Linked DNA regions of Homo sapiens: region 1 is linked to region 2. Evidence: read pairs that join two places in POLR2A ChIA-PET (ENCODE). Cell type or tissue: CD4-positive, alpha-beta T cell. All regions are shown on one strand. Each heading gives the region's core, and the rest is flanking DNA. Links, peaks and the distances in the headings are about the cores only. Region 1 has its middle 41 kb from the start of CYTIP. Region 2 holds the start of ERMN (ermin).

Evidence for each region. Peaks named below come from ENCODE experiments on the same cell type or tissue, not always from the same donor. Only the 100,000 strongest peaks of a DNase experiment are listed, where the experiment ranks them.
Region 1: POLR2A ChIA-PET joins it to region 2 with 13 read pairs; 11 of 35 experiments call an interaction of 5 or more read pairs at or near these places.

Annotation. Positions count from the first base shown.
Region 1 is chr2:157,395,057-157,411,627 of GRCh38, forward strand. No RefSeq gene overlaps it. Among named protein-coding and RNA genes, the nearest start is that of CYTIP, 41 kb to the right of the region's middle. RefSeq lists silencers at 9,473-9,522, 9,553-9,652. In CD4-positive, alpha-beta T cell, for the core only: no CTCF peak of the experiment used is centred there; DNase peaks (open chromatin) are centred at 8,205, 9,485 and 12,055; H3K27ac peaks cover 1,946 bases.
Region 2 is chr2:157,324,053-157,340,623 of GRCh38, forward strand. ERMN (ermin) reads right to left here and starts at 1,772. Exons shown (of 3, transcript NM_020711.3): 1 at 1,350-1,772; 2 at 618-710. The coding sequence starts at 1,590. RefSeq lists an enhancer at 1,656-2,205. In CD4-positive, alpha-beta T cell, for the core only: no CTCF peak of the experiment used is centred there; a DNase peak (open chromatin) is centred at 7,919; H3K4me3 peaks cover 135 bases; H3K27ac peaks cover 1,890 bases.

The DNA.
Region 1 (16,571 bases), core at 5,803-13,802, 73 kb after region 2:
TGAATTAACAAGGGAATGGGGAGCATGACTTAGGCTCATGGGGCAGATAAGCAGAGGTCTTTTAAGTCTCCACTGCAGCCCAGAGGCATGAAATACATGTAGGGAAGCAGGGAAAGATAAGGCTGCAAAGGAGAGCTCAGAGTACAGTGAGAAGAGGCTCTAGAGTTCAGCTGAAGTTTTGTGCTTAATTTAATCAACAATGAAATATTTTTCTTGGAAAATGGCATGATCTGTGGTTCACTTTAGACTTAAAAAGATTAATCAAGCTATTGTCATAGAATGAGAGGGAGGAGGCAGCACCTAGAGTAATAGTATGGATTATGTAGGGAGTTTCCTCAGTAATCTAGGTATAAGTTAGAAGTTGCAAACTGGTGTTCATAAGATTAAATATGCCTAATAAATATGTTTTCTTTGGTTTGTACAGTGTTATCTAAACCTTAAAATTTATTTGTCAACATTTAGAAGCCAGGAGACAATGTAAAAATTATTTTTCAGGCCAGGAACAGTGGCTCATGCCTATAATATCAACACTTTGGGAGGCCGACGTGGTAGGATCACTCTAGCCCAGTAGTTTGTGACCAGCCTAGGAAACATAGCAAGACCCTATCTCTGCAGAATAACTTTAAAAAAAAAAATTTGCGGGGCATGATGGTACTCTCCTGTAGTCCCAGGTACTGGGGAGGCTGAGATGGGAGAATTGCTTGAGCCTGGAAGGTCGAGGCTAAAGTGAGCCGTGATCACACCACTGCACTCTAGCCTGAACAATAGAGTGAGACACTGTCTCAAAAATTTTTTTTAAATTAATTTTTATGAAAATCAAGAAACCTGAAAAACAACTCACTGGAGCTGAGTAACAGCTTACCATCTGGGCATGAGTTCTTCAGTTTACAACAGTCTCCACCTCGCCCTGTTGTCCTAACACTGAGGCAGAGTGTGTATTACAAAATAATTTGTCTTTACCTGGCCCACGTCACTCCTTTATGTACTTTCTCTTATCTCTGTAGTCATGGAGACAGCAAAAATTGTTTGTTCAATACAACTGAAATACAGGGTCTATACTGGAGAAAGAGAGCAATAGGGTCAAAGAGTTATATTAGGAGCGAGGAATTCTGGTCTGGGAAAATGAAAGAGGTATAGAGAAGTGATATTTAAAGTTGTGACTGAGGATAAAAACCACAAGGAAAAGAATATATAGAGAGGGGAAAAGTAGAGATAAGAGGATAGAACTTGCAGAAGGCTCCATTCAGGTACGGAAAGAGGAATTTGAAAATAATCAAGAATGCAGGAATAGACTATTTCATAAAGGAAAGAGGCCAATAAAAAATGTAAAATTCTACAAAGAGCCTGATGAGGACAAGATTTAACAAAAAGCCATAGCGTTGTTCTTTAGAAAGTTGCTAATTACGAGATTGTTTTATAATTGAATGATGCGGCAAAAACTGGATCACAGAGGATAAGCCAATGAAAAACTGAGTCAAAAGACAGAGGAGATAGTGAATGAGTAGAACACTTTTCCAAGAAGATTGGTTGTTAAGAGAAGGAAAAAGACACAGAAACAGATTAAAGGGAAAATTAGTCAAGAGAAAATGCATGTATACATATGTATACATACACATAAACATTTGGGTATGTATACATGTATATATCTGCAGAAATACACATATATTTAAGGCATGTAAAATTATGACAAATTTTTCTAAGTGTAGAAGTAAAGACAGCAAGTTGTCTTGGAGTATGATTTTGCTATTGAGAGAAGAATTCCTAAGACCACAGCGCCTTCCAATTTGGCCATGCCATATAGAAGGGGGATTGAAGACAAAAGACTGAGAATGTGAATGAAAACTAGAACTGCCATCTTGGGAGCTCATATTCTCAGGACTGAACACATACCAGATGACTGAGATTGATTTTTTTCCATGAAATACAAAGATATGGAAGGCTCTGGACCATGAAAGTTATAAATGCCTTGAATGCTGCAGGGCAGGATCTCAGTAATGGCACTTTGTGATAGCAACAGAAGCAACAGAAGGGCAACTTGGGCCCACTTGTGGCTGTTTCTTTTCTTTTCTTTTTTATTATCATACTTTAAGTTCTACAGCACATGTGCACAATGTGCAGGTTTCTTACATATGTATACATGTGCCATGTTGGTGTGCTGTACCCATTAACTCATATTTACATTAGGTATATATATGTATACCCATTTACATTAGGTACATCACCTAATGCTATCCCTCCCCCCTCCCCCCACCACATGACAGGCCCTGGTATGTGATGTTCCCCACCCTGTGTACAAGTGTTCTCATCGTTCAATTCCCACCTATGAGTGAGAACATGCGGTGTTTGGTTTTCTGTCCTTGCGATAGTATGCTGAGAATGATGGTTTCCAGCTTCATCCATGTCCCTACAAAGGACATGAACTCATCATTTTTTATGGTTGCATAGTATTCCATGGTGTATATGTGCCACATTTTCTTAATCCAGTTTTTTGTTGTTGTTGTTGTTTCTCTTCTCTTCCATTCTTTTCTTTTCTTTTTTTTTTATTTTATTATTATTACACTTTAAGTTTTAGGGTATATGTGCACAATGTGCAGGTTAGTTACATATGTATACATGTGCCATGTTGGTGTGCTGCACCCATTAACTCATCATTTAGCATTAGGTATATCTCCCAATGCAATCCCTCCGCCCTCCTCCCACCCCACAACAGTCCCCAGAGTATGATGTTCCCCTTCCTGTGTCCATGTGTTCTCATTGTTCAATTCCCACCTATGAGTGAGAACATGCAGTGTTTGGTTTTTTGTCCTTGTGATAGTTTACTGAGAATGATGATTTCCAATTTCATCCATGTCCCTACAAAGGACATGAACTCATCATTTTTTATGGCTGCATAGTATTCCATGGTGTATATGTGCCACATTTTCTTAATCCAGTTTATCATTGCTGGACATTTGGGTTGGTTCCAAGTCTTTGCTATTGTGAATAGTGCCACAATAAACATACGTGTGCATGTGTCTTTATAGCAGCATGATTTATAATCCTTTGGGTATATACCCAGTAACGGGATGGCTGGGTCATATGATATTTCTAGTTCTAGATCCTTGAGGAATCACCACACTGACTTCCACAATAGTTGAACTAGTTTACAGTCCCACCAACAGTGTAAAAGTGTTTCTATTTCTCCATATCCTCTCCAGCACCTGTTGTTTCCTGACTTTTTAATGATTGCCATTCTAACTGGTGTGAAATGGTATCTCATTGTGGTTTTGACTTGCATTTCTCTGATGGCCAGTGATGATGAGCATTTTTTCATTTGTCTGTTGGCTGCATAAATGTCTTCTTTTGAGAAGTGTCTGTTCATATCCTTCTCCCACTTTTTGATGGGGTTGTTTGTTTTTTTCTTGTAAATTTGTTGGAGTACATTGTAGATTCCAGATATTAGCGCTTTATCAGATGAGTACATTGCAAAAATTTTCTTCCGTTCTGTAGGTTGCCTGTTCACTCTGATGGTAGTTTGTTTTGCTGTGCAGAAGCTCTTTAGTTTAATTAGATTCCATTTGTCAATTTTGGCTTTTGTTGCCATTGCTTTTGGTGTTTTAGATATGAAGTCCTTGCCCATGCCTATGTCCTGAGTGGTATTGCTTAGGTTTTCTTCCAGGGTTTTTGTGGTTTTAGGTCTGACATGCAAGTCTTTAATCCATCTTGAATTAATTTTAGTATAAGGTGTAAGGAAGGTATCCAGTTTCAGCTTTCTACATGTGACTAACCAGTTTTCCCAGCACCATTTATTAAATAGGGAATCCTTTCCCCATTTCTTGTTTTCATCAGGTTTGTCAAAGATCAGATGGTTGTAGATGTGTGGTATTATTTCTGAGGGCTCTGTTCTGTTCCATTGGTCTATATCTCTGTTTTGGTACCAGTACCATGCTGTTTTGGTTACTGTAGCCTTGTAGTATAGTTTGAAATCAGGTAGCGTGATGCCTCCAGCTTTGTTCTTTTGGCTGAGGATTGACTTGGCAATGTGGGCTCTTTTTTGGTTCCATATGAACTTTAAAGTAGTTTTTCCCAATGCTGTGAAGAAAGTCATTGGTAGCTTGATGGGGATGGCATTGAATCTATAAATTACCTTGGGCAGTATGGCCATTTTTACGATATTGATTCTTCCTATCCATGAGCATGGAATATTCTTCCATTTGTTTGTGTCTTCTTTAATTTTGTTGAGCAGTGGTTTGTAATTCTCCTTGAAGAGGTCCTTCACATCTCTTATAAGTTGGATTCCTAGGTATTTTATTCTCTTTGAAGCAATTGTGAATGGGAGTTCACTCATGATTTGGCTCTCTGTTTGTCTGTTATTGGTGTATAGGAATGCTTGTGATTTTTGCACATTGATTTTCTATCCTGAGACTTTGCTGAAGTTGCTTATCAGCTTAAGGAGATTTTGGGCTGAGTCGATGGGGCTTTCTAAATATACAATCACGTCATCTGTAAACAGGGACAATTTGGCTTCCTCTTTTCCTAACTGAATGCTCTTTATTTCTTTCTCCTCCCTGATTGCCCTGGCCAGAACTTCCAACACTATATTGAATAGGAGTGGTGAGAGAGGGCATCCCTGCCTTGTGCCAGTTTTCAAAGCAAATGCTTCCAGTTTTTGCCCATTCAGTATGATATTGGCTGTGGGTTTGTCATAAATAGCTCTTATTATTTTGAGATACATCCCATCAATACCTAATTTATTGAGAATTTTTAGCATGAAGGGTTGTTGAATTTCGTCAAAGGCCTTTTCTGCATCTATTGAGATAATCATGTGGTTTTTGTCGTTGGTTCTGTTTATATGCTAGATTATGTTTATTGATTTGCATATGCTGAATTAGCCTTGCATCCCAGGGATGAAGCCCACTTTGTCATGGTGGATAAGCTTTTTGATGTGCTGCTGGATTCAGTCTGCCAGTATTTTATTGAGGACTTTTGCATCGATGTTCATCAGGGATATTGGTCTAAACTTCTCTTTTTTGTTGTGTCTCTGCCAGGCTTTGGTATCAGGATGATGCTGGCCTCATAAAATGAGTTAGGGAGGATTCCCTCTTTTTCTATTAATTGGAATAGTTTCAGAAGGAATGGTACCAGCTCCTCTTTGTACCTCTGGTTGAATTCAGCTGTGAATCCACCTGGTCCTGGACTTTTTTTGGTTGGTAGGCTCTTAATTATTGCCTCAATTTCAGAGCCTGTTATTGGTTTATTCAGGGATTCAACTTCTTCCTGGTTTACTCTTAGGCGGGTGTATGTGTCAAGGAATTTATCCATTTCTTCTAGATTTTCTAGTTTATTTGCATAGAGGTGTTTATAACATTCTCTGATGGTAGTTTTATCTCTGTGGGATCGGTGGTGATAACCACTTTATCATTTTTTATTGCATCCATTTGATTCTTCTTTCTTTTCTTCTTTATTAGTCTTGCTAGCAATCTATCAATTTTGTTGATCTTTTCAAAAGACCAGCTCCTGGATTCATTGATTTTTTGAAGGGTTTTTTGTGTCTCTATCTCCTTCAGTTCTGCTCTGATCTTAGTTATTTCTTGCCTTCTGCTAGCTTTTGAATGTGTTTGCTCTTGCTTCTCTAGATCTTTTAATTGTGATGTTATGGTGTCAATTTTAGATCTCTCCTGCTTTCTCTTGTGGGCATTTAGTGCTATAAATTTCCCTCTACATACTGTTTTAAATGTGTCCCAGAGATTCTGGTATGTTGTGTCTTTGTTCTCATTGGTTTCAAAGAACATCTTTATTTCTGCCTTCATTTCATTATGTACCCAGTAGTCATTCAGGAGCAGGTTGTTCAGTTTCCATGTAGTTGAGCAGTTTTGAGTGAGTTTCTTAATCCTGAGTTCCAGTTTGAGTGCACCGTGGTCTGAGAGACAGTTTGTTATAATTTCCATTCTTTTACATTTGCTGAGGAGTGCTTTGCTTCCAACTATGTGGTCAATTTTGGAATAAGTGTGATGTGGTGCTGAGAAGAATGTATATTCTGTTGACTTAGGATGGAGAGTTCTGTAGATGTCTATTAGGTCCACTTGGTGCAGAGCTGAGTTCAATTCCTGGATATCTTTGTTAACTTTCTGTCTCATGGATCTGTCTAAAGTTGACAGTGTGGTGTTAAAGTCTCCCATTATTATTGTGTGGGAGTCTAAGTCTCCTTGTAGGTCTCTAAGGACTTGCTTTATGAATCTGGGTGCTCCTGTATTGGGTGCATATATATTTAGGATTGTTAGCTCTTCTTGTTGAATTGATCCCTTTACCATTATGTAATGGCCTTTTTTGTCTCTTCTGACCTTTGTTGGTTTAAAGTCTGTTTTATCAGAGACTAGAATTGTAACCCCTGCTTTTTTTTGTTTTCCATTTGCTTGGTAGATCTTCCCTTTATTTTGAGCCTATGTGTGTCTCTGCATGTGAGATGAGTCTCCTGAATACAGCACACTGATGAGTCTTGATTCTTTATCCAATTTGCCAGTCTGTGTCTTTTAATTGGAGCATTCATCCCATTTACATTTAAGGTTAATATTGTTATGTGTGAATTTGATCCTGTCATTATGATGTTAGCTGGTTATTTTGCTCGTTAGTTGATGCAGTTTTTTCCTAGCATTGATGGTCCTTACAACTTGGCATGTTTTTGCAGTGGTTGGTACCGGTTGTTCCTTTCCATGTTTAGTGCTTCCTTCAGTAGCTCTTTTAGGGCAGGCCTGGTGGTGACAAAATCTGTCAGCATTTGCTTGTCTGTAAAGGATTTTATTTCTCCCTCACTTATGAAGCTTAGTTTGGCTGGATATGAAATTCTGGGTTGAACATTCTTTTCTTTAAGAATGTTGAATTTTGGCCCCCACTCTGTTCTGGCTTGTAGAGTTTCTGCTGAGAGATCCGCTGTCAGTCTGATGGGCTTCCCTTTGTGGGTAACCCGACCTTTCTCTCTGGCTGCCCTTAACATTTTTTCCATCATTTCAACTTTGGTGAGTCTGAAAATTATGTGTCTTGGAGTTGCTCTTCTCAAGGAGTATCTTTGTGGCATTCTCTGTATTTCCTGAATCTGAATGTTGGCCTGCCTTGCTAGATTGCAGAAGTTCTCCTGAATAATATCCTGAAGAGTGTTTTCCAAGTTGGTTCCATTCTCCCTGTCACTTTCAGGTACACAAATCAGATGTAGATTTGGTCTTTTCACATAGTCCCATATTTCTTGGAGGCTTTGTTCATTTCTTTTTACTCTTTTTTCTCTAAACTTCTCTTCTCGCTTCATTTCATTCATTTGATCTTCAGTCACTGATACCCTTTCTTCCAGTTGATCAAATCGGCTACTGAAGCTTGTGCATGCGTCACGTAGTTCTTGTGCCATGGTTTTCAGCTCCATCAGGTCATTTATGGTCTTCTCCATGCTGTTTATTCTAGTTCGCCATTCATCCAATCTTTTTTCAAGGTTTTTAGCTTCTTTACAAAGGGTTCGAACATCCTCCTTTAACTCAGAGAAGTTTGTTATTACTGATCTTCTGAAGTCTTCTCTCAACTCGTCAAAGTCATTCTCCATCCGGCTTTGTTCCGTTGCTGGTGAGGTGCTGTGTTCCTTTGGAGGAGAAGAGGTGCTCTCATTTTTAGAATTTTCAGCTTTTGTGCTCTGAATTCTCCCCATCCTTGTGGTTTTATCTACCTTTGGTTTTTGATGATGGTGATGTACAGATGGGGTTTTGGTGTGGTTGTCCTTTCTGTTTGTTAGTTTTCCTTCCGACAGTCAGGACCCTCAGCTGCAGGTGTGTTGGAGTTTGCTGGAGGTCCACTCCAGACCCTGTTTGCCTGGGTATCACCAGCAGAGGCTGCAGAACCACAAATATTGTGGAACGGCAAATGTTTCTGCCTGATCCTTCCTCTGGAAGCTTCGTCTCGGAGGGGCACCCGGCCATATGAGGTGTCCATCCACCCCTACTGGGCGTTGCCACCCAGTTAGGCTACTCGGAGGTCTGGGACCCACTTGAGGAGGCAGTCTGTCCGTTCTTAGATCTCGAACTCCATACTGGGAGAAGCACTACGCTCTTCAAAGCTGTCAGACAGGGATGTTTAAGTCTGCAGAAGTTTCTGCTGCCTTTTGTTCAGCTATGCCCTGCCCCCAGAGGTGGAGTCTACAGACGCAGGCAAGCCTACTTGAACTGCAGAGGGCTCCTCCCAGTTCGAGCTTCCCTGCCACTTTGTTTACCTACTCAAGCCTCAGCAATGGCAGGTGCCTCTCCCCCACCCTCACTGCCGCCTTGCAGTTCAATCTCAGACTGCTGTGCTAGCAGTGAGCCAGGCACAGGATCTAATCTCCTGGTGTGCCATTTGCTAAGACCATTGAAAAAGTGCAGTATTAGGGTGGAAGTGACCCGATTTTCCAGGTGCCATCTGTCACGGCTTCCCTTGGCTAGGAAAGGGAATTCCCTGACCCCTTGCACTTCCCGGGTGAGGTGATGCCTCGCCCTGCTTCAGCTCACACTCCGTGGGCTGCACCCACTATCCAACAAGCCCCAGTGAAATGAACCCGGTACCTCAGTTGGAAATGCAGAAATCACCCATCTTCTGCATCGCTCACACTGGAAGCTGTAGACTGGAGCTGTTCCTATTCGGCTGTCTTGTAACCTCCCCGACTTGTGGCTTTTTCAATTATCCATTTCTCTTTTCAGAAGTGTGGAAGCACCACCAAGTAAGATCCCAGCATTTTCAAAAGATTTAGGACAGAAAATGGAAACATGATCAATAAAGGTTAGTTTCCAATGCTGAATCTAGCAATCAGGGGCTTAGGAAATTAATTTACATATTGAAGAGATATGATCTTCTGTTCATGCTGATAATGCAGGTTTTACTGGTTAAGCTCAGAATAGGTAAAAATAAAAAGTATTTGCTGGCCTGAAGAAAGAAGTCTGTGGGAAAGTAAAGATGTAAGAAGTGGGAAAGACATGCATTCATTTCAGTTAGAAATACCAGCAAAGAGAAAAAGGAGATAGAAATCATTGGAGGCAAGGGAATTGAGGGAACTCCTTCTAGATGGCTTCCACTTCAGCAGACTAGGAGTCATGGTTACATGCAGAAAATGATGTTGAAAAGCATGGAAATTTCATACATTCATGTTGGAAAATCTAAGAGGAGGTTATTAGGAGGTAGCTTTCTTCTTAAGACACTTTTAATATTTTTGACATTTTTTATCATTTTGCTTATACTCCATCCCGATTACAGTTCACCAACACCAGAGCTAACAGAGAAATTATAAACTTCCAGGGTAGTGTTTCTCAAAACATGGTTCCTAGCTATTAATGCAAGAATCTTTTAGGGAACTTGTTTATACAAAGACTTCTGAAACCCACCCAGGCCTATTCAACAGAATCTCTGGGGCCCAATGCCTGAGAATCTGCACCTTTACGAGTTGCTCAGGTGATTCTGAAGCAGCAAGCCAGCATTTGACGGGAGGCTGCTGTTTTAGAACCACTAGATTAGCTCATGTCTCATCCAGGTAGTCTCATGCATGACTATTCACCCACATCCTGTTTTTAATCAGTGGTTCTGTCTGTAGTTTTGAAACTCAGAATAAAATGTCACATATTGTGGTGAGGAAATAACAACCATGTCTTCAAATACAGCTGGTTGGGATCAGATCCCTACTCATTATCATTTTCTATGTTTTTCCTATTTTTAGTTTATACTTTTAAAATTTACTTACATCATTTATTGATAACCAAAAATGGTAGAGTTATTATAATTAAGCAATTTTTATAATAATAAATAGCATTGTCTAGCAAGCTCATTTCTTTTTTTTATTATTATACTTTAAGTTTTAGGGTACATGTGCACAACATGCAGGTTTGTTACATATGTATACATGTGCCATGTTGGTGTGCTGCACCCATTAACTTGTCATTTAACATTAGGTATATCTCCTAATGCTATCCCTCCCCCCTCCCCCCACCCCACAACAGGCCCCAGTGTGTGATGTTCCCCTTCCTGTGTCCATGTGTTCTCATTGTTCAATTCCCACCTATGAGTGAGAACATGAGGTGTTTGGTTTTTTGTCCTTGCAATAGTTTGCTGAGAATGATGGTTTCCAGCTTCATCCATGTCCCTACAAAGGACATGAACTCATCATTTTTTAAGGCTGCATAGTATTCCATGGTGTATATGTGCCACATTTTCTTAATCCAGTCTATCATTGCTGGACATTTGGGTTTGTTCCAAGTCTTTGCTATTGTGAATAGTGCCACAATAAACATACGTGTGCATATGTCTTTATAGCAGCATGATTTATAATCCTTTGGGTATATACCCAGTAATGGGATTGCTGGGTCAAATGGTATTTCTAGTTCTAGATACTTGAGGAATCACCACACTGACTTCCACAATAGCTGAACTAGTTTACAGTCCCACCAACAGTGTAAAAGTGTTTCTAGTGTAAAAGAGGATTGCTTCACATCCTCTCCAGCACCTGTTGTTCCCTGACTTTTTAATGATCACCATTCTAACTGGTGTGAGATGGTATCTCATTGTGGTTTTGATTTGCATTTCTCTGATGGCCAGTGATGATGAGCATTTTTTCATGTGTCTGTTGGCTGCATAAATGTCTTCTTTTGAGAAGTGTCTGTTCATATCCTTCACCCACTTGTTGATGGGGTTGTTTGTTTTTTTTCTTGTAAATTTGTTTGAGTTCTTTGCAGATTCTGGATATTAGCCCTTTGTCAGATGAGTAGATGATTGCAAAAATTTTCTCCCATGCCTGTTCTCTCTGATGGTAGTTTGTTTTGATGTGCAGAAGCTCTTTAGTTTAATTAGATCCCATTTGTCAATTTTGGCTTTTGTTGCCATTGCTTTTGGTGTTTTAGACATGAAGTCCTTGACCATGCCTATGTCCTGAATGGTAATGTCTAGGTTTTCTTCTAGGGTTTTTATGGTTCTCTCTCTCTTTTTTTTAAGTTAGCCTTGCTAAAGGCTTTTCAATTTTGTTAATGTTCTCAGGGAACTAGCTCTGGTTTCATGATTTTCTCTACTGAATTTCTAGTTTCTATTTTATTGATTTATGTTCTAATTGTTGTTAATTATATTATTCTATATATTTTGGATTTAATTTGCATTTCTTTTAAATTTCCAAAGGTGGAAGCTTATATTATTGATTTTAGATCTTTTCCCCTTTCTAATACATGCATTAAATGTTCTGAATTTCCCAGTAAGCACTGCTTTTGCTGCATACCACAATTTTTGATATGTTGTTTTTATTTTTATTTATTTTAAAATATTTTTTAATTCCTCTTGATATTTCTTCATTGACCTCTGTGTTATTTAGAAGTGTGTTGTTTAATCTCCAAGTATTTGAGGAATTTTCTAGCTAATTTACTTCTTTAGATCTATTGTGATCTGAGAGCAGACATTGGAAGATTTATGTTCTCTTAAATTTGTTAAGGTATATTTTATGGTCCAGTATGTGGTCTATGTTGATGAATAATCCATGTGAGTTGAGGAAGAATGTGTATTTTTCTGTTTTAGAATAAAGTAGTTGATAGATATCAGCTATATTCAGTTGATTGATGATGTTATTGATTTCAGCTATGTCCTTGCAGATTTTCTGCCTGCTATATTTGTCCATTTCTGGTAGAGGGTGTTGAATTCTCCAACTGTAATAGTGGATTAAACTAACAGACTACAGTTAGTTTTCATTTCATGTGTTTTGCTGCTTTGCTAGGCACATATGCATTAAAAATTGCTATGTCTTCTTGCAGAATTGGTCCCTTTATCATTATATAATGTTCCTCTTTATCCCTGATAATTTTCTTTGCTCTGAAGTCTCTTCTGTTTGAAATTAATACAGATACTCCCACTTTCTTTAAAGTAGTGACAACATGGTATGTACTTTTCCATCATATACTTTTAAATTCTATATTTAAAGTGGATTTCATGTACACAACATATTTATTTCTCTATAAAGAGATATATAAGTTTCTGCTGTGGGTTCCTGCCCTAGTCCATCATGATTCTTTGCATGTGCCTGTCTGCAATTAACGGGACAGTGATTTGCCCTGTGACCTCACTTCTTTGATGCATCTAAAAAGAGCTGTTGATTTTTCAGTTAAGTTTTTTTTTTCTTTCTTTCTTTCCTTTTTTTTTTTTTTTTTAAGACATAGTTTCAGTCTGTTGCCCAGGCTGGAGTGCAGTGGTGCAATCTCGGCTCACTGCAACCTCTCCCTCCCGGGTTCAAACCATTCTCTGCCTCAGCCTCCCAAATAGCTGGGATTACAGGCGCCTACCACCAGGCCTGGCTAATTTTTGTATTTTTAGTAGAGACGGGGTTTCACCATCTTGGCCAGGCTGGTCTTAAACTCCTGACCTCGTGATCCACCAGCATCGGCCTCCCAAAGTGCTGGGATTACAGGCATGAGCCACTGCGCCCGGCTGTTAAGTTTTTTACTTGCTGTTAAGACAGAGTTGTGACTTCCAACTTCGTTACATGCCCGACCAGAAGCCACAAGTCTGCCAATTTTTTTTTTTTTTTTTAGACGGAGTCTCGCTCTGTCGCCCTGGATGGAGTGCAGTGGTGCGATCTCGGCTCACTGCAACCTCCAACTCCCGGGTTCACGCCATTCTCCTGCCTCAGCCTCCCGAGTAGCTGGGACTACAGGTGCCAGCCACCATGCCCGGCTAATTTTTTATATTTTTAGTAGATACGGGGTTTCACCGTGCTAGCCAGGATGGTCTCGATCTCCTGACCTAGTGATCCACCCGCCTCGGCCTCCCAAAGTGCTGGGATTACAGACGTGAGCCACTGCGCCCGGCCCAAGTCGGCCAATGTTTTTAAAATAAAATTTTGTTTACATTTTATGTTAAATTTTACATAAAATTTAAAAAAGTATTTAAATTTTCTCAATTAATTCAAATACTTTATTATTCCACTGTGGTTTTTATTTATTCGTTTTACTCTTTTTAGTTAATTAAAATGTGCTTATTTTTTAGTAAACTTTATTTTTTAGAACAATTTTATATTTACAGAAAAATTGTGAAGATAGCACAGGGTTCCCAATATTAGATGTGAATAGGGGAGACTGAGCGCAAAAATACTTTGTACCCAGTTTCCTATTATTCACATCTAATGTGATTATGGTATATTTGTTACAAGTACTGAACCAATATTGGCACATTATTAACTAAAGTTTAAACTTTATTCAGAATTCCTTTTTACCTAGTGTCCTTTTCTGCTCCAGGTTGTTCTCCAGGATACCATGTTCTATTTAGTCATCATGTCTCCTTAGGCTTTTCTTGGCTATGACAGATTCTCTCACTCTACTCATTTTTAATGATCTTGACAGTTTTGGGAAGTGCTGGCGGATATTTTATAGAGTATCTCTTAATTGGAATTTGTTTGGTGTTTTTCTCATGATTAGACTGAAGCTATGGGTACTGGGCAAGAGGACCACTGAGACAAAGTGTCATTCTCACTATATAATATCAAGGACACATATTAGCAACATAAACCTATGGCAATTGATGTTGATCTCGATCACCTGGCTGGAGTAGTGTTTGTCAGGTTTCACTACTGTTAAATTACTTTTCCCCTTTTTCCATACCATACCCTTTGGAAAAAGGTCATCATATTCAGCCCACACTTAAGGAATGAGGAGTTCTGCTCCTCTTCCTTGAGGGTGGAGTATCTACATAAGTAACGGGAAATTTTTCCATACAGGAGGTTTGTCTCTTCACTCCATTTATTATTTACTCAGTCATTTATTTATATCGCTATGGACACATGAATGTATACTTATTTTATATTTTGGGTTATAATTTAATACTGTTTTATTTGTTGCTCCAAGTGTTTCATCTTTGGCCATTAGGAGCCCTTCTGATTGACTTCTATTTCCCTTTGACATATCTCAATCTTTATAAGGTTTTTTAAAAATATTTTATTACTTTCTGACATTACAAGATGCTGCAGGCCCTTCTTGTTCATTCCCTGCCCCAGACCTAGAATAAGCCATTTCTCCACGTAACTCTGGTTTATTTTATTGGGGAATGGTATTAGAAGCCAAGATCTTGGTGCTATGTGTGTTCATTGCTGCTAAAGTGTCATTACTTCCTTGACCTCTCAGCTGACAGAGCAAGGAAATAAGTGTGTATAAACTAATTCATGCATACACAGATATCTATAAATATTTATGTATGTAATCATCCATACTTTTATTAAGCTAATATTGAGTGCATACGGATGTCTAATCTAGCATTCTCCCTTACTTATCTGTGAACTTTGAATCCAACAGTAAGAAATCTGACTCCCATTATCAGCCATAAGAATTTATTAACTCTTCAATTGCAGTATACATATGTAGCACTGTCAGAGTTATTAATTGTATTCATGTGGAAAGCAAGTTTTTCTGTTAAGTTTTTCTGTTAGAGCAGAATGTTTTTGTGTGTTTTATTTTGTCTTTCATTTTATAAACTCCAATCATTTCCAGAGCTACTTAGCTCAGCATCTTTTTTTTCCACGCTCTTAAGTTGTTTTATACATTTTTGATACAGTTAGATTGTTTTTGTCACATTCTTCATTCTATCCTGGGATCCCCCAACCACCTAAGTGGATTTTTTGATAATTTGCATGCTTTTAGGATAACTCTTCATTCTGTAAAGTGCTATGGGTTTTGGCAAATGCAGAGTCATGTATCCAAGATTACAATATCGCACAGAAGAGTTTCATCACTATATAAAACTCACCAGTCTTCCTCCTATTCAACCATCTCCATGCCTTCTTCCCAGCCCTAACTCCTTAAAACCACTCATATCTTTACTATTGCTATAGTATTGCCTCTTCCACCATGTCATATAAATGGAAACATACAGTATTAGTCTTCTCAAACTAGTTTCTTTTACCTAACAACATGCATTTAAGATTCATAGTGTCTTTTAATGACTTGATAGATTATTTCTTTGTAGCTGAATAATATTGCATCTTATAGATGTAACCGTTTGTATATCCATATTTTCTCACAGCCTATGACTTGTCTTTTGATTCTCTGAACAGTGCCATTCACAAAGCAGAAGTTTTAATTTTTATAAAGTCTAATGTATCAACTTTTTCTTTCATAAATCATCCTTTTGATGTATCCAAAAACTCATTACGACACCAAAGGAAATCTAGAATTTCTCCTATGCTATCTTATAGAAGTATTATAGTTTTGTGTTTTATACCTATGTCTATGATCCATTTTGAGTCAATTTTTGTGAAACATATAAGAGCTTGCATATTGGACAGAACCATTTGTTGAAAACACTATCCTTTCTACATTTAATTGACTTTACTTCTGTGTCAAAGATAATTACTATATTTGTGTGTGTCTATTTCTAGGCACTCTGTTCTGTTCCACTGATTTATCTGTCTATTCTTTTGCCAATACCATGCTGTAATGATGACTATATTTTATATTAAGTCTTTAAAAGGATATTGTAATTCCTCCAACTTTGTTGTTCTTCAGTATTTTCTTGGCCATTATATGTCTTTTGCCGTTCCGTATAAACTTTAGAATTAATTTGTTGATGTCTACAAAATAGCTTGCTAGAATTTTGATTGAGATTACACTGAATCTACAGATTAAGTTGGGAAGAACTGAATTGTAAAACTATGGAGTCTTCCAATCCATGAACACTGACTCTCTATTTAGGGTTATAGTTTACCATATTGAGATCCTGTAATGTTTTGTTAGATTTATATCTAAGTATTTTATTTTTGTATGCTGTCAACATATTGTTTTTCCTTTTTCAAATTCCAGTTGTTCATTGTTGATATGTAAGAAAGCAATTGACTATTGTATGTTAACCTTGTATCCCATGACCTTGCTATACTCACTTAGTAGTGCCAGGATTTTTTGTTGCACTGTTGATTCTTTGAGACTTTTCACATAAACAACATATCATCATAAAGAGTTTCTTTTCTTCCTTCCTAATTTGTGTATCTTTTATTGCTTTTCCTTGCCTTATTGCACTAGCGAAGATTTTTCATACAATGTAGAAAGGAGAAGTGAGAGAAAATGTATTTGCTTTGTAACTGATCTTAAGGAAAGTGTCCAGTTTGCCACCATTATAATATTAGCTGTAGGCTTTTTGTTGATGTTCTTTATCAAGCTGAGGAAGTTATCTTTTATTTCTAAGATATACATTTTTTATTCTTTCAAACTTCTTTTTTTCCCTCAAGTTCTGATAATTTTGTGATATCGTCTAACTTTTGCTCATGGCTGATCATTTCCTTTTGTGCTTTGTAGTTTTGATAAGTGTTTTGTTTACTTTTCTGTGTAAAAGTTCCTACTATCATCTGCTTATGAAGATGCGCCTGCCTAGAAGTGGCAAACTTCAGTATGCCAATCACTATTCACTTAAATGCATTCAGATTCAAGTAAAATTTGAAAGCAAGTAACTAGTTCATTCTTTCTTATTCTTTTTAAATCTTCTTTTATCACTTCACGCACCAAGGAGACAAAGTCAGGAGGCCAGAAAGTTTCTTAATCAACTTTTTGGCTAGTTATGCAATCTTGACCAGGTTATTTCATTCCAAAATT
Region 2 (16,571 bases), core at 4,106-12,105:
CAGCCTGGCCAACATGGTGAAACTCCGTCTCTACTAAAAATACACACACACACACACACACACACACAAAATAGCTGGGCGTGGTGTCAGGTGCCTGTAATCCCAGTTACTCAGGAAGCTGAGGCAGGAGAATCGCTTGAACCCTGGAGACAGAGGTTGCAGTCTGCCGAGATTGCACCATTGCACTCCAGCCTGGGCAACAAGAGTGACACTCCGTCTCAAAAAAAAAAAAAAAAGCTGTATGTTAATTGTAGACTTTTAGGAAAGACCCGTTTTTGAAACATTTACCTTTCACAAGGTGCACACACAGATTTGGACACACCAAATCAAAAAGTAGGGTTGACTCAGTGGACTAACTTAAGAGATAGACATCACGTTGGTATGCCAATCAGCTATGCCATTCCATGCAGCCTCAGCCTTGAACAGTCTGGAATGCTTTATAAGGTGGAACCCACAGATAAGTTAAGACTCTCTTATCTGCCTACAGCAGCTTTGAAAATTTGAAGTCATTGCCTGGATTGCTTTGTCAACCCCACGCTCATGCAACATTTCATGGAAAGACTGTCATCCATACTCAGTCAAACAATTTCTGTGTACAAAACTGTAGTTCTTGTTACCTTCTCTGAATGTCATTTCATCAGCACTAGTTTCTTGGAGAGAAAGATCTGTGATAGCCTTATGAACAATAAAGAGTTTCTCTTCTGGGTTTTCTAGGAAAAAAATATAAAATCAGTATTTTAACATTTAAAATATTTATTGTTCAACAGTTAATAAGTTATCAATTTAAACTCTAGGTAGAAGTCTTTAATTTTAAATCTGATCATTAAAATTTACTATTTCACTCTTTGGATTCATTCTTTATCAATTCAATTTATTTACTTAATGATCACTTTATTGATTGTAATCTCTCCTTTAATATTTATATAAGATATATATATAAGATATAGAACCATAAATTCAGAGAACTTCAGTTATATTTAGAAGGAAATTTTAACATTTTGAATTCTCTTTGTTCAAATAATATGGGGCTGTCCATAATCATAATAAATACAGTAGTTAACATTTAGCCAATACTTACCCTAGACTTGTAGTTATTATTATTATTCCGCCTTCTTCTAGTGAAAAAAACTCAGGCTTCGGGAGACAGAAAGTTGTCTGGGGTCACAGCTGTCAAATAGACCAGCCTGGATTTCACCAGAGGCAGAGGTTTAGTCCTTATACTATGCGTAGTAGAATAAAGGGCTACATTTTTGGGGTGTCCAGCTCATTTCGATAATAGTTTATCAAAAAAATCCAGGGTAAATTTATAAGTCAAAACAAGAAAATTAAGGAGAAGGGAAACACTTTACCTTTTAGCATTTTGTCCTCCATGGATGAGTTGAGCAGCATGTTCCCTTGTAATTTTCTTCTTTCCTCCTGACTTCCTTTGGTGAGTGCACCTTCCAGACTGGGTTCTACCCTGTAGTGTGGCAGGGGGCTGTCCACATCAGTCAATTCCTCACTGATTTTAGTGATTGTTTGTTGACCGTTTTCAGGTGGTTTATCCCCATTACACTCAGCCTGGGTAAATGTAGCCGGAACATCTGTCATGATGTGCGGTTGAATCCGATCTGGAGAGAGAGCTTTAGGGAAACTGAGTGAGTAGATCCTTGATAAGATACCTGCTCTTGCCTTCAAGTCCTATAGTTCCAACTCCTACTCTAAGAGCACAAATTATTCACTTTAGTACATAATAACAAGGTTCTTTTCCTAAAAGTATCCAGACAGAGATTAGAGCAAAAGCAAGAGGATTTGTCAGATCTGCCAGGAGCCATGAGCAAGAATCCAGCCAATCACCACCTTCTTTGTTGCTTGCCAGTTCCCTGGCAGAGTTAAAGGCATCCTTTTGATTTACATAAACAAACAATCTGAAGCAATCAGGCTTTTGTGTTGGCATGTAGAGAGGGACTTTCAGCTTGTCAGTCCCCCTCTGGGAACAGAGATTTTTGTCCCTTTTCATAATGGCCCATTGTAATTTTCCCTGTAACAGGAGCCACAATTGTCCCACAGCTTTAATCCAGAGAGAATGACCACCTTGAGGCATATTAGTTCTGTGTAACCAGCTTAACATTTCCAAACAGATTTTGTTCAAGTAAAACCTCAGCTATTTTGTAAAGGACAATGGCATTGTTTCTTATTTATTAAAAAATAAAACAGCTTATGGAAAAAACCTATAAACAGGACAACTTTACTGTAAATGGTTCTGGCTGCAGATTTGATGGTGTGCTTCCAGCAGGCTGGAGAAGGGACCTATGAAATAAACAAATTCTACCAACTTGCTAATACCAAAAGTTTTATAATTTCAGAGTAATTTACTTAGTCTATAGCTTCTTATCCTCTAGTTTATGTCTGCTGAAGCCCAGCCGATCCTTTAAAACCCTAATAAAATTATCGCCATGAAGGTTTCTCCTCCCCCAATCAGAATTACAATCCTTTCTATTCCATACTGATATTACACAATGCTGGTAAAATGTAGAGGACCAATGCAATCTGCCCTTGGGAGAAACAGGTGATTATGTTAAATGACTGCTACTGACCACCCCTTCCTTTTTAAATCTTTTTCTTTTTTGGATTTCTCATAGTACAAAATGGTTCCAGAGCCTTTGCCCACACAGCTCCTTCTATGTGAAATGCCCTTCTCTTCCTCAAGCCCAAGCCCTGGGCTGACCAGCTTCCCTAAGTTCTGTTTTTAAGCTTAAATATCATCTCCTTAACTACACTATCTCTAACCGCCAGGATTAGGACAGGACTCTGTTACACATTGTCTTTGCCCTTCAGAGTATTCTTCATGGTTGTAACTAAATAAGCAACTGCACAATTATCTCTGTAATGTCTGTTTCACCAACTGCAAACTAAGTTTCATCTGGCGAGGGGCCAGTTTAACTTGCTTACATGTGTCCCCAGCACTTAGCATCTGGCTTGGAATAGTAGCACGCAATAAAAATAATTATATATATACACATATATACACAAATAATTATATATATACACATACATAACAAGAATTATATTATATATATAATATATACAATAAATTTTATCCCCAAGAGAATAAATTTCAGATCATTTTTAAAGAGAAGAAGAATAGGTGTTGAAGAGTTGTAGTAAGCATATCACCTTTAAAAGTGTGTCTAGGGCTGAGCCCATTCAGGTCTATATCAGGGACAACACCTCACTCTTGTATAATCCCCTCTCCCTTGTCCTTGGAAGACATCTCTAATAGATCCTAGATCTCCCTCCCGCGTCATCACCAGCTGTTCTCTAGTCAGCACTCTAATTCTATGTTTGTTTGATTGTTTAACTGTTTTAACAAACGCTCATATCACACTTATTATGTGCAAGCTACTGTCCTAATTGACTCATAAATAGTAATACACTTACTCTTCATAACAGTCTTCTGAGGTAGGTGCTGTTGTTATCTCCATTTTATAGACTAGAAAAATGAAGTGCAGAGAGATTAAGGAGTTCAGCTAGTAAGGTCACAGAGCCAGCAAGCCTACTGATGAGAGTTTGCAGCACAGATGAAGCTAAGCGCCATCCCTGGCCTGTGTGCAGATGTTTCCTTGGACCAGAGATCCCACAGGGGTTCGGCATTAGCACCTTGGCAGTAGAGACAGTTGTGGCCAGGAGAGGGCAGCAGAGAGCCTAAGGCAGTCTCAAGACCTGCCCCAGAGACACCCTGCAGCTGCTGAGGATGATGTTCTGGGAGCGTCCTCCCAAGAAATTCAACTACAAGCTTACTGTTGAGAAGATATTGAGTGGAATCATATGGGAGAATGCAGAAACTAAGACCAAGCTTAGGAACAAATGGGGACATACTAGATTGTGAGATCCTTAGGGCAGGAAGTGGCACTAATTCAACCAAATGCCCTGCGATAAACACAGGAGTACAGAAATACATTAGCTCCAAAGGTCATGCCTCCAATCACTCCGTTCCCTCGGGGCTGCCAAGTACCTCAATCCAGGGACATAGCAAAGTTGAGACAGTTCAGATTCATTGTCTCTCCTACTCCTAGATTTCTATTACCCCATGGCAACGGGCACCTCATACCCATAGCCTAGCTTTTATGGGAATTCGTGTCTTTATTTTTGGATTGCCTTCTTTCTAAAACCATGCTGTGACATTTTTTATGGCCTTAAAATTATTTCAGTTTTGGAAAGATAGAGAAATGATCCAGAGTTCTGTCATCCTTGGCTAACCATGTGTTTACATTTATTTAAAAACATGCTTTTATGCTGCCCTAGGGAATAATGGAGGTCGGGTAAATGGTTTGTAACGTGTATTATTTTTTCCTACAAGTAGACGGCAACATGAGACACATTTAGCAACAAGATGAGTCTATCCAACTACTAGATAAAACATAGGCTATTTTGTTCATAAAGAGGTAAGTTGTCTCCCATTATTTGTAACAACCTATGACTTAGAAAGTATGTTAGAATTTGCACTATCATCCTTACTTCAAATACAATTGCAGAATGTTCACTGTATGAAACATGACTGTTTTATTTTATGTAGTTTACTGGATCTTGTGGCTTTTTCCTTAGAAGAATTTCGCTCTTGTCACCTAGGCTGGAGTACAGTGGCACAATCTCGGCTCACTGCAACCTCTGCCTCCCAGGTTCAAGAGATTCTCCTGCCTCAGCCTCCTGAGTAGCTGGGATTACAGGCATGCGCCTTGATGCCTGGCTAATTTTTGTATTTTTAGTAGCGGGGAGGATTTCTCCATGTTGGTCAGGCTGGTCTCGAACTCCTGGCCTCAGGTGATCCACCCGCCTTGGCCTCCCAAAGTGCTGGGATTACAGGCATAAAGCACTACACCTGGCCCCTAGTTATTATTCTTAATGCTAAAGGACATTGTACAAATGTAACCATTATTAAATCTAAAGCCAAAAAAAAGGTAATGAAAAGATTTTCATATAAGAATATAAAGAATCAAAATAAAATTATGTAAATATTCACTTTCCATTTGTCCAATACCAAATGCTTAATGTTAAGGCTATCTTAGGTCCAGAATCAGGATTTGGGGAAAAGTCATAAAATCTTGATCTTTAATCTTAATCATATGTGAAAAGCCAAGCCACAAGCTAATGTTATGGCTAAGAGATGGTCACAGAGCACTGAATAAAAACAAGAAATACATTTAAAAGAAAAATGTTGATCCTGGCAGCTTGAAGCCAATCTTAAACAAACATTGACTTACATAGTTGGGACAGGGGTATTGTTTCAATTAGGGTTGGAAGGGAAAGGCAGAACCACTAAGAGATGGAGCAATCCATCTATCAATCGATCAATTGATTGATCAATCAGAAGGGATTTGACTTTACACAATGGTGGGTGCCAGTGAAGCTGCCTCTATATGTCTGCTGTTGCATTTGATGCTGGAGCCTGAAGTCTGCAGGGCAGGAAGTTGGGAAGGGATGATGGATAGAAACTTAAAGGGGGAGAGCAAGAACAAACTGGGTTCCCAGGTATAAGCTGGACACACGGGGGCAAACTGAAACCCGCGTCGGCTCTCAGTGCCTCTGACCTTAGCGGTTGGAATGCCCTCCCAAAGAAGCCCGGCCCAGGATCATAGAAGCTGGAGGAAGATCCAGGGAGGTGGAACAGTTGCAGGCCCAGCTGCTGCCCATGCACCAGGTGAGGCAGCAGACGGGCAGCAGTGTGTGCCAGCTACAAAATAGCTGCTTCACTTCCGCCCCACCAAGCTCACAGAACAATGTTTACTTTGGCTCACGTTTCTTTTTCAGGAATCATTCAGGAAAGAAAATTCAGGGAAATTTAGTTTAGCCTAGTCAGACTGACATACAACAGTCACAATCCTACCAATAACCCATAGAATTTTCTATAAGGAATAGAGCAATGACCCAGGGAATGTGCAACCCTAAACAAGCCTGAAGAGACAGGATCATCCCAATTGGTTCACTTCAGGGATTAAAATTCCAAATTGAAGGGCCGTCCCAGCTAAAGTGAACTGTTACAGAAATACAGACTATCATAACACAACAAAATCAATCAACAGCCATATATTTTATTTCACAAAACAATAATTGCCTGCCACCTGGTATAAATCAGATTAAATTGATTATCGTGTGCCATGTTCATGCTTTCCTTTTACTTTTATGCCAAGAATGGAATAATGGCTGCCATTCTAATGATACAGTTTCCTGAAGTAAATAATGGTTTATCCCAGGAAACCAATACTGAAGTCTATGGGTAGCTCATGAGTATTAAGGGTTTAATGTAACAGAATTTCAAAATTTAACTGCATCTTACAAGAAGCATGCTTTTCAATGTTGGAGGCAGGGGAGGGGATAATTATCTGTTCTCCCTCTAAATATAAAATATTTCTTACACCTTAGGAAAGGTATATCTCTGTGGCTCTAGCATCTAGAGCCTGGCCTTCTAGTGATCCAGTGAATATCATTTTAAAGAAAAGCACTGGAAGAAACAGGCTGAGTATTTGGTGAGGATTAGAGAAGAGTGTGGCCCTGAACATAGGACCCTGTGGCCAACATGGGCTGAAGTGGAGGCTGGGAGGGAGAGTGCTGACAGTTAAGAGTCCCCTTCAAATAGAGGACAAATGAGCATTCTCATCAGTGACCCTCATAGGGTAAAGAGGAGAGATTCAGCCTGCTCCTGTGTGACCTTGGGCAAGTGTACAAATCAGGCATGTTTGGGTTAGAGATTACAGAAACCTAATTCAAAGAATCATAAACTGAATTCAATAGCTAATTTGACTGGTAAATTCAGAATTGGCTTTGTACTTGTTTGGATCCAAAGATTTAAACAAGGTCAGGCTCCATGGTTCACAACTGTAATCCCAACACTTTGGGAGGCCAAGGTGGGTGGATCACCTGAGGTCAGGAGTTCAAGACCAGCCTGGCCAACATGATAAAACCCCACCTCTACTAAAAATACAAAATTTAGCTGGGAGTGGTGGCACGTGCCTGTAATTCCAACTACTCAGGAGGCTGAGAGGGGAGAATAGCTTGAACCTGGGTGGTAGAGGTTGCAGTGAGCTGAGATTGTGTCACTGCACTCCAGCCTGGGCAACAGAGTGAGACTCCATCTCAAAACAAAACAAAAACAAAGATTTAAACAATGTACCAGGTAACCAGTCTCTTTTGATCACAAGGAAAGTGCATATTAGGAGGTACCTGGGTGGATCTGAGGGTCCCTAATGCCTCTAGCTGACTGTTGTGGGCTAAATGATGACCACCCTCAAAGATGTCCACATCCTAATCCCCAGAACCTGTGAATTGTTACCTTACCTGGTAAAAGCGACTTTGCAAATGGGATTAATTAAATTAAGGACGGGGAGATTATCCTGGATTATAGGATGGGATCCAATGTAATAATCACAAGAGTTCTAATAAGAGGGAGGCAGGAAAGTCAAAGAGAGTAGTAGAAAATGTGACACAGAAGCAAGACGTTGTAGTAATTCGAGAAGTGGTCATGTGCTAACAAATGTGAGCAGCCTCTGGAACAGGCGTGTCCAATCTTTTTGCTTCCCTGGGCCACACTGGAAGAAGGAGGATTGTCTTGGGGCACACATAAAATACACTAATGCTAGCTGATGAGTGAGAGAAAAATAATACACTAATGCTAGCTGATGAGTGAGAGAAAAAATTTTGTGTTTTAAGAAAGCTTATGAATCTGTGTTGGGTTACATTCAAAGCTGTCCTGGGCTGCATGCAGCCTGCAGGCAATGAGTTGGACAAGCTTTGCTCTAGAAACCAAAAAAGGCAAGGAAATGTTTTCCTCTGAAGCCTCTGTGTGGAGTGCAGCCCTGCCAACACCTTGATTTTAGACTTCTCACCTCCAGAACTGAATGGGGTGGTGCTGCTTTTAAGTCATGAAATCTGTGGTAATTTGTTACAGTAGTAATAAGAAAGTAATTACTAGTTTCCTGCTTCTCTGCCTTCATTTTCTTTTTCTTTTTCTTTTTTTTTTTTTTTTTTTTTTGAGACAGAGTGCTGTGGTGAGATCTCGGCTCACTGCAACCTTTGCCTCCCAGGTTCAAGAAGTTCTCCTGCCTCAGCCTGCTGAGTAGCTGAAATTACAGGTGCACACCACCACGCCCAGCTAATTTTTGTATTTTTAGTAGAGACAGGGTTTCACCATGTTGGTCAGGCTGGTCTCAAACTCCTGTCCTTGTGATCTGCCCGCCCCGGCCTCCTAAAGTGCTGGGATTACAGGCGTGAGCCACCTTGCCCGGCCTCTGCCTTCATTTTCGTGGACTGGCAAAGGCCAGAAAATTTAGCTTTTCCAACTTTTTACAGGATATGTATTTTTGAATCTCAAGTATCTTGGATTGCTTTATGTTCACTGAAAAAACCTCTCTTTGCAAGGTTGTATTTTCTCTCTCAGCTTTCTGACAGTCCAGGTTTGACTGAAACTTACTTGTAACAGTTTATAAAAGGTATAAGAAAATCACAAACCCTCCAGCATCCTGATATTTTTCTAACAAGTCTCTAAAATTTAACCTTCAGTAGGAAGTGGTTTGAATCAAGATTCCAGAAGACAGTTTATAGTAATTATGGTCAGCTTTCACAAATAGGGATGGGTGAATTTATACTGCTTCCCATTGCTCCTCTAATGAGCCAACCCATCCTTGGATCCATAATCTGCATCCCATCCTTGGTGTCCATTTTTTGTATGCAATGTTTCATTGGTTGACAGTGAAAGAGATTTAATCCAAAACAGATTAAACAGAAATGGGACTTAATCTGGCTTCTGAGAAGTTCTCTCTGTCTCTCTTTCTCTGCCTGTCTTTCTCTCTCACCGCTTTCATTGTTCTATTTTCTTTTATATTGGAGTTTTCTCAAGTAGATTCTCCCTAGGTCATGGCAAATATTCCTCTGGCAACCCTAAGCTTGCATTATCAAGATAACTAGTGGTGCAAAAGAAAGGAACCTTTCTTTCTCATTAATTTCAGCCCAAGTCCCTGGAATGGCCCTCACTGAGCTAGTTTGGGATATGAGCTAATCCCTGAGCCAGATGCTGTGACTACAAAGGAGAGAATATTCCAATTGTCCAGGTCTAGGACAGTGTCCACCACTGAGCAGAAAAATGGGCATAGAAAATGAGAGACTGTAGGGCAAACAAACAAAATAAACAAACAAAAAGGTAGCAGATGCCCACCACATTAACAAACTCAGATCCCTCATCTGTTAAAGGTGGATAATAATATGATATACTTCTTAGGACTGCTGTAAAAATGAAATGAATTAGTCCAGGGACAGCATCTAGCACAATGTGGCATAGTAGGTGTTCTTTCGATAAGTGTTTTTATTGTGCTACTGTTACTACTACTGTTAATTACTATTATTATTACTCCTAGTCATGTAGCTTTGGAAAGTCACTTAACCCACCTGACTCATTTCTTCTTTTTGAATGGCTGATGACACACACCTTGCAGCAAAACAATGAAAGTTAATAGGCACAAGGTACCTAGCACAGGACTGGCAGATGGTACAGACCTGTGGATACATGATATTATTTTTATTGCTATTTGAGAAGGAAAGTCTCCTGAAGGAATAAGATACACATGCCTCATCTACATATTCATGGATCTTTTTACAAGCCAAATTCTAAAATTCAGATTCTGAGATGGTCTAGGGTTAGATTCCTGAAGAGCTCTTTTTACTCAGTAAGAAGCAGTGTAGCTGCAGAGATGTGCCTGCTCCCAACACTGGCCCATTGATATGGAGTTCACATCTAATATGATTTCAGTCCTGTTCCTTCCTGTAGTCCTGGGGAAAGCTTCAGTCATTGGCATCCTTTAGAATGGCTTGTGGTAGGGGTTCATGGAAAACAATGGTGAGTGGCATCTATTCCCCCTAATTATACACACACAGGTAAGTAACACAGCTTCACCTTCTCATCTTTGATTGAGATTCATGTGTGAGCACCAGCCCGTGACCACTACAAACATCCCAATGCATGGACTTGGTAGAAACTGATCCTATGAGAGTATAAAATAGTGGGGTGACTCTGTAGACCTTGACCTATAGATCTGTATCTCACAAGAATCCATGCAGTAGAGAATGAATTGTGTTTTAAACTGTTGCAGAGCAATTGTACACGTAAGAAAGGCTAAATTCCCATAAAATAAAATCATCTCACTCTCTTGGCCATAATTTTAAGAGTATATCATCGTAAATGGATAAAGGAGTGTCCCCAGTGGACTGGGCTCTCTATAGCTTTTAGTTAGGCAATTATAATTCTGTTTTACTTACAATGGGATATTTCTTGATGCATTTTAAATAGAAAGAATGGTTTCTCTATTCATGGAGACTCCGTAAGTGTTAAATAGATAGAAATGGAATTTGTGTGGGTATTTATAAAACCACAGAAAGAGAATTTTGAATTATATATGCATACACGCTCTTTGGTAGTTTGAAAGCATTTTCAGTCCGCCTGGGGAAGCAGAACTGTAGGAAAGTGATATCACTGTCAGCGTCATTCCTCCCAAACTATTTTGAATGTCACTAGCAGTTAAGGCAACATGTTGTTTTTCAGAGGAGAAAGGCAAGAAAATAATTAAACACATTTTTCCTTAAGGAAAAAAAAAAGAGAAAGCAAGTCTGCTGTGAGCCTGCTTTTGTGAGAAAGTGATAGTAATAGGACTATGAACAAATACAATTTCTCCTAGGATATCTTTGAAAATTTAGCTGAGTAAACTTTGTCTCAGGGTAAGTAGGAAAAATTCATACGCTCTCCGTGAGTAAAATAAGTGCAGATATATCAGGATCTCTTGTCAAGATTTTGTGTTGAATTCAAGAAAGGAACATTGGACAGCTGTGCAGATTCTAGTGACATTTTAGATGAGGAGAACAATGATTTTTAAACCTATACCCCATAATTAGCTTACTCACCACCAAGAACTTGAAGCCAGAAAAGAAATGCTCTTCAGGAGTCATGCCACTCAGAGAAGCGTGGGAAGAGCAGCACACTTAGTGGGATCTACCCAATAACTGAAATGTAAGCTCTCAGAATTGCTCATCTGCACCATTGTAATAGTCATCTAACTGGTCTCCCACTTTTAATCTCTAATCCCCTTCTCCCCACCTACATCCATCATTCCCACAACCACCAGATTAATATATTCTGACAGCAAGCTTCTAAACAAGGTCAGAAAAGAATAATTAAGATATTATTATAAATCTGATAGCACATTATCTGGTTCATAGTGTTTGATAAAAAAAAATTTTTTTAAAGATTCACTACTTGCCCAAATTCCTCCCCGCTCCCCGACACACAGACACACTTAAAAACTCAGCTTTTTCCTTTCTACCATTGCTTGTCATATTAAGTACAAACTCCTTATAACAGGATCTAACTACCATTTAGGTTTATCATCCAAATTGTCCAGTCCCTTTATTCTACCCTTGCCACAGTGAACTCTTTTGTATCTCCAAACATGGTTTCCATTTCCATGTCTTGGCTTATTATTTCCTCATGTCTGGAATGCCTGCCTCCTCACCATCACCTAGGATCCTTCTCACTGTCTCTACCAAAGCCAGGGCCACATTTCAAGGCCCAGCTCATACATTACATCCTCTACTATATACTTCATGACACTTTTACCCAAAGGCTCTACTTGTACTTTTCTTTGAGCCACCTTAGTAATTTATGTTTATGTTGTTTTAATGATACCTCATTATTTGGCCTTGCATTATAATTTATGCAATTGTCTTACTTTGTTACCAGAAAATATTATATTGCAATAGAAAGACCTCAGATTAAATCTCAGTTCTGCCACTGAAAAGCTACCTGAACTTAGGCAATTTTTTAAATTTTCAGAGCCTCAGGGCATCTGAAAAATGCCTACTTTGTGGAGTTTTTAAAAGGATTAAATTGCATGACAAAATATATGTAGCTCATCTGGTACAGTGCCTGACACCTAGTGAGAGGTGAATAATAGTAACAGTGCCACTTATTAATATATTTTCAGGTCTTTGCAGACTTTGTGTGATTCATTTTTGCATTTCAGTATAGACAAGCATAGCACCTGGTTCATGGTTTATGTTATATAAATATGCTTTGAGTTGGCAATAATTAGAGGTTTCCAGCATTAGAGTGTGACAGTACATTTATCTGAACATATCCCTTGCCCTATTTTCCATTCTTCCTGTATAAATCTGTTTCTATCTGTTTAAAAAAAATATTAGGGATTCAGAGTCTAAGGATCGAGCTTCCTACGGCATAGAATTGTGGTGTCGATTTAGCAGACGCCCCCTACTGGCAGAGTTGATGTTAGAAAATGAAATAAACTATGACCCAACAGAAGATGGTTCTCCCAGTCTTTGCTCTTCACCCACCCTCCTGGCTGTTTACGGACAGCCCCTGCTCAGGAAAATATACATTGGCTATTATATTATTCGTGTGGAGGTGGATCTGTGTCATCCTTGACTAACTGGGAGGTGAATATTATGCGTCACATTCCCCAAAACAGAAAGCCTCAATACAGGAGGAGCTTGGGTTCAGACAGGATGTAAAATGTTCAGAATGTTTAGGAATACCAGTTCTGAACAGGTAGACCCAATTCCATTCCTGATGTGCCCTTCACCAGCAGATCTTGAGCAAATCATTTAACCCAGATATTGTGAAAGCCACAATTTCTGATCTGAAATACTGAGCTCATAATAGAACCTGCCCTCAGAGGCCTCTTGTGAGGATTTAATAAGATCATATCCCAAGAGCCCAGTGGCTGGTGCATAATTTACCCTCCAGAAACTGAATTGTTGCTGTGATTAAGCTAACACAGCCATGCTTGCTTTACTCCATTGTCTTCAAATTCCAATTTGCCTCAGAATCCTCTGGGCATCTGATTTAAAATACACATTTCTAGACTACCCTCCCAGATATTCTGATTTTGTTGCAGACCAGAATGTGCATTATAAACAAGTGCGCAGGTGATTCTAGTACAAATCCTAATAAGCAATGCTACACTTTATAATTTTCAATCCAAAGATAAATGAAAGACAGCAACTCTCTTGGAAGACAAAATTTTTTCATTCATATTACTTAAGAACTTAAAGCCTTGTGACAATAAACTTCTAAGAATAATTAATAATAACACACACATCTAGCACTTATTATATGTCAAGCATTGGTCAAAGAGCTTTTCATACAACAGCGCTTTAATCTTTACAACAACTTTTTGAGGCAGGTACTCTTATTCTCATCATTTTATAAATGAGAAAATTGAGGCACAGAAAGTTTAAGCTCCTTGCCTAAGTCATCTATATAGAAAGGGACAAAGCCAGAATTTGAATCAAAGAAGTCCAGCTTCAGAGCCTATGCTCCTAAACACAAATCTGTACTTCATTAAAAGTATAGCAAAATTCACTGTCTCACCAAATCACACAGAACTCTTCCATATAAGGGGCCAACTTTTCTGTAGTGCTTTTCTATTTAATGGTAGCCCTGGGAGAAAAGGTAACTAATATGGCAGTCACTGACTATCTTTCTGATGCATTCTACCATTGTGTGTGTGTGTGTGTTTGTGTGTGTGTGTTGTTGTTGTTTTAGTTTATCTTGATTAGGATGGTCTCTGCTTCTTTTTTAATAATATCACAACCTCTATAAAAGGCCATTTTTGAGAGAAATTAATAACATGCACCAGAAAGCCTAAAGGTTACAGCTCATTTTTACCATCTACAATAAGAAATATCACTTAATGGGTAGCATCTCCCAGGCTATGTTCTCATGAGATTTTTATAGCTAAGAATAAAATTCATGCCTATGGCAGACTTTTGTAACCAATTTTAAGGAGTGACTTGCCACTTTTTCCATCCAAAATCCTGAGGGAAGAGAGGAAAAGGAGTAAGAGAATGGCAGGAATCAGAACTCACAGTCATTCCTAAGAAAAAATTTGTGGCAATTCAAAAGTGATTTGTTTTCTTTCCCATGTCTAAGCCCCCATGCTCCTTCTGCACAGACTTTCGGATAATAATAATATGCATGCAGATGGCATGTTCCAGGTTTCACAGCCCTTTCACAACCAGCCATTCATTTGAGATGATTGAAGCAAACCGTTTCAGGCTGAATGCAACTGTGAGCTGTTCAAAGGCAACACCTGGCAGCCCAGGATCACAGACGTGTTGTCATTGACATGACATGGGCTTAGAGAAGCTGAGGGTGAGCAAAGACCTGTGCCTTTGCATCACACACAGAGAGCTAGCACAGTGCCTGCTTATCAAGTTTGTACTTCATAAATGTTTGTTGAATGAATAAAGTATCACACCCAACTGCTTCCTTTTATAGATGAAAAACCCAGATTTCTTAGAGGTGGAAAATTTCATGAGGCAGCAGTGAAGGCATGAAGATTAGTCAAGGGAGCCAGGAAAATATAAGAGAACTTCTCTCTGCCTGCTTCCCTCCTTTTTCTAGGTTTCTCTCATCCTTCTTTCTCTGTATGTCTCTGAATCTTTCTTATGCTCCTTTGGTTCCTTCTTTACTAAAGTAACTGGTATTAATATGTAAATAAAATATGTTTATGTGTAGAATTAAGGCAAATCTCGGCATTTTAAAACTCTCTTTTTTATGGCTAAAGATGGAAATAAACTCAACATAATGCATATAGTTTACAGAAGTGAGAGAATTACTACTAAGAACCTCCATCTTTTGGTCATAGAACCAAAGATGCTCAGGGATTAAGGGATCTTTCAGTTGAGTCTATAAAACTGACTAACTGTAATTGTATCTTCTCTACAACATCCATTCCAGGCATTTGACTATTGCCTTTTTGAACATCTTAAAATAATGGGGAATTCAGCACTTGATGGGGGCAGCTATTCTTTGAACTACTCTGAGTTCTGAAAACTTTTACTTGTGTAGAGCTGAACTTTCATGCCCTAAATCTTTCACACGTTGATTGTTCTTGATTGAACCCTTTGGAGACACACAGAATGAGTCTAGCCTGTCTTCCACCTGACAATCAAATATTTGAAGACAGATATTTGAAGACAGCTTTCATGCCCACCCCCTTCCCCCAAGTCTTCTCCTTTCTGGAATAAACATCTCTGTTTCCTTTAGCAGATCCTCATATACCTTTACAGTGCGTATCTTCACCCCATTAAACATTCTTCTCTGAACATACTCTTATTTGCCTATATACAAGGCTGATAGTGGACAGATACATACTGGGATAGATATAATATGAATTAAAATATGGAAATGGTTTTACTAAAGTTGATAAAAAGCTATAGTTCTAATTCTCTCACCAAGTGTCCATCACTTGGGACCCTCCTGACATCATTAGGATCAATAACCAAGGGTTGTTCCTGGACCAATGTCCTTTTTCATTGGTAAATGCCCAAGTCATACCAGTTGCTAAATAAGTAGGACTCATTCCTAAATATCCTTTTAAAGGTTTTGTCCAGAAACCAATAGAAAAAAAAACTTAAAAAAAAACAACAACATCTACTCAGCACTGTTTATTTGCCCAGCACTGTGGCGTGTTTTTAACCTTATCCTTATTTAATTTTCACAGCAAGACTGTGAAATAAGAATCATTATTTCCATTCTATAAATAAGCAAACTAAGATTCTCAGAGGTTATGTATCTTGCCTAGTGTTTTCATAATTGTTAAATTCCAGAACAAGAATTCCAAAACAGATCTATGGTCAAATAAATTTGAAAAATAATACAGGTTCTTTATCCACTTGAAAAAGCATGGATGAAATTGAGCAATGAAAGTTTCTAAAAAGTCCTTCATTAAAGAAAGGTTTAACCCAGTGTATTTGAGATTGGGTCTTTTTCTTGTTTAATACCTATAAGTGTTACAGGACAGGGGTCCCAATCCAGACCCTAAGAGAGGGTTATTGGATTTCTCTCAAGAAAGAATTCAGGGCAAGTCCTCAAGGCAAAGTGAAAGCATGTTTATTAAGAAAGTAAAGGAATAAAAGAATGTCTGCTCCATAGACAGAGCAGCCCTGAGGGCTGCAGGTTGCCTATTTTTATGGTTATTTCTTGATGATATGCTCAACAAGGGGTGGATTATTCATGCCTCCCCTTTTTAGACCATATAGGGTAACTTCCTGATGTTGCCATGGCATTTGTAAACTGTCATGGCTCTGGTGGGAGTGTAGTAGTGAGGGCGACCAGAGGTCATTCTCATAGACAGTTTAGTTTTGGTGGGTTTTGGCCAGCTCCTTTCCTGCAACCTGTTTTATCAGCAAGGTCTTTATAACCTGTATTTTGTGCTGACCTCCTATGACTTAGAAAGCCTGTGACTTAGAAAGCCTTAACCATCTAACCGTCTGAGAATGCAGCTCAGTAGGTTTCAGCTTCATTTTACCCAGCTCCTATTTAAGATGCAGTTGCTCTGGTTCACACGCCTCTGATATGAGCACTTTGGCAAACTGATACTTTAATTATATTGGAAGCTGATCCCCACTCTTGACTCATGATAACCAAAATGATGACTCAGAGCTCCACATCATTTCCATGGATGTCATTGTTAGGATCCGCTCCTCTTTCCTATCCATGAAAGATATGTTTTGAAACCAAAGCAGGAACT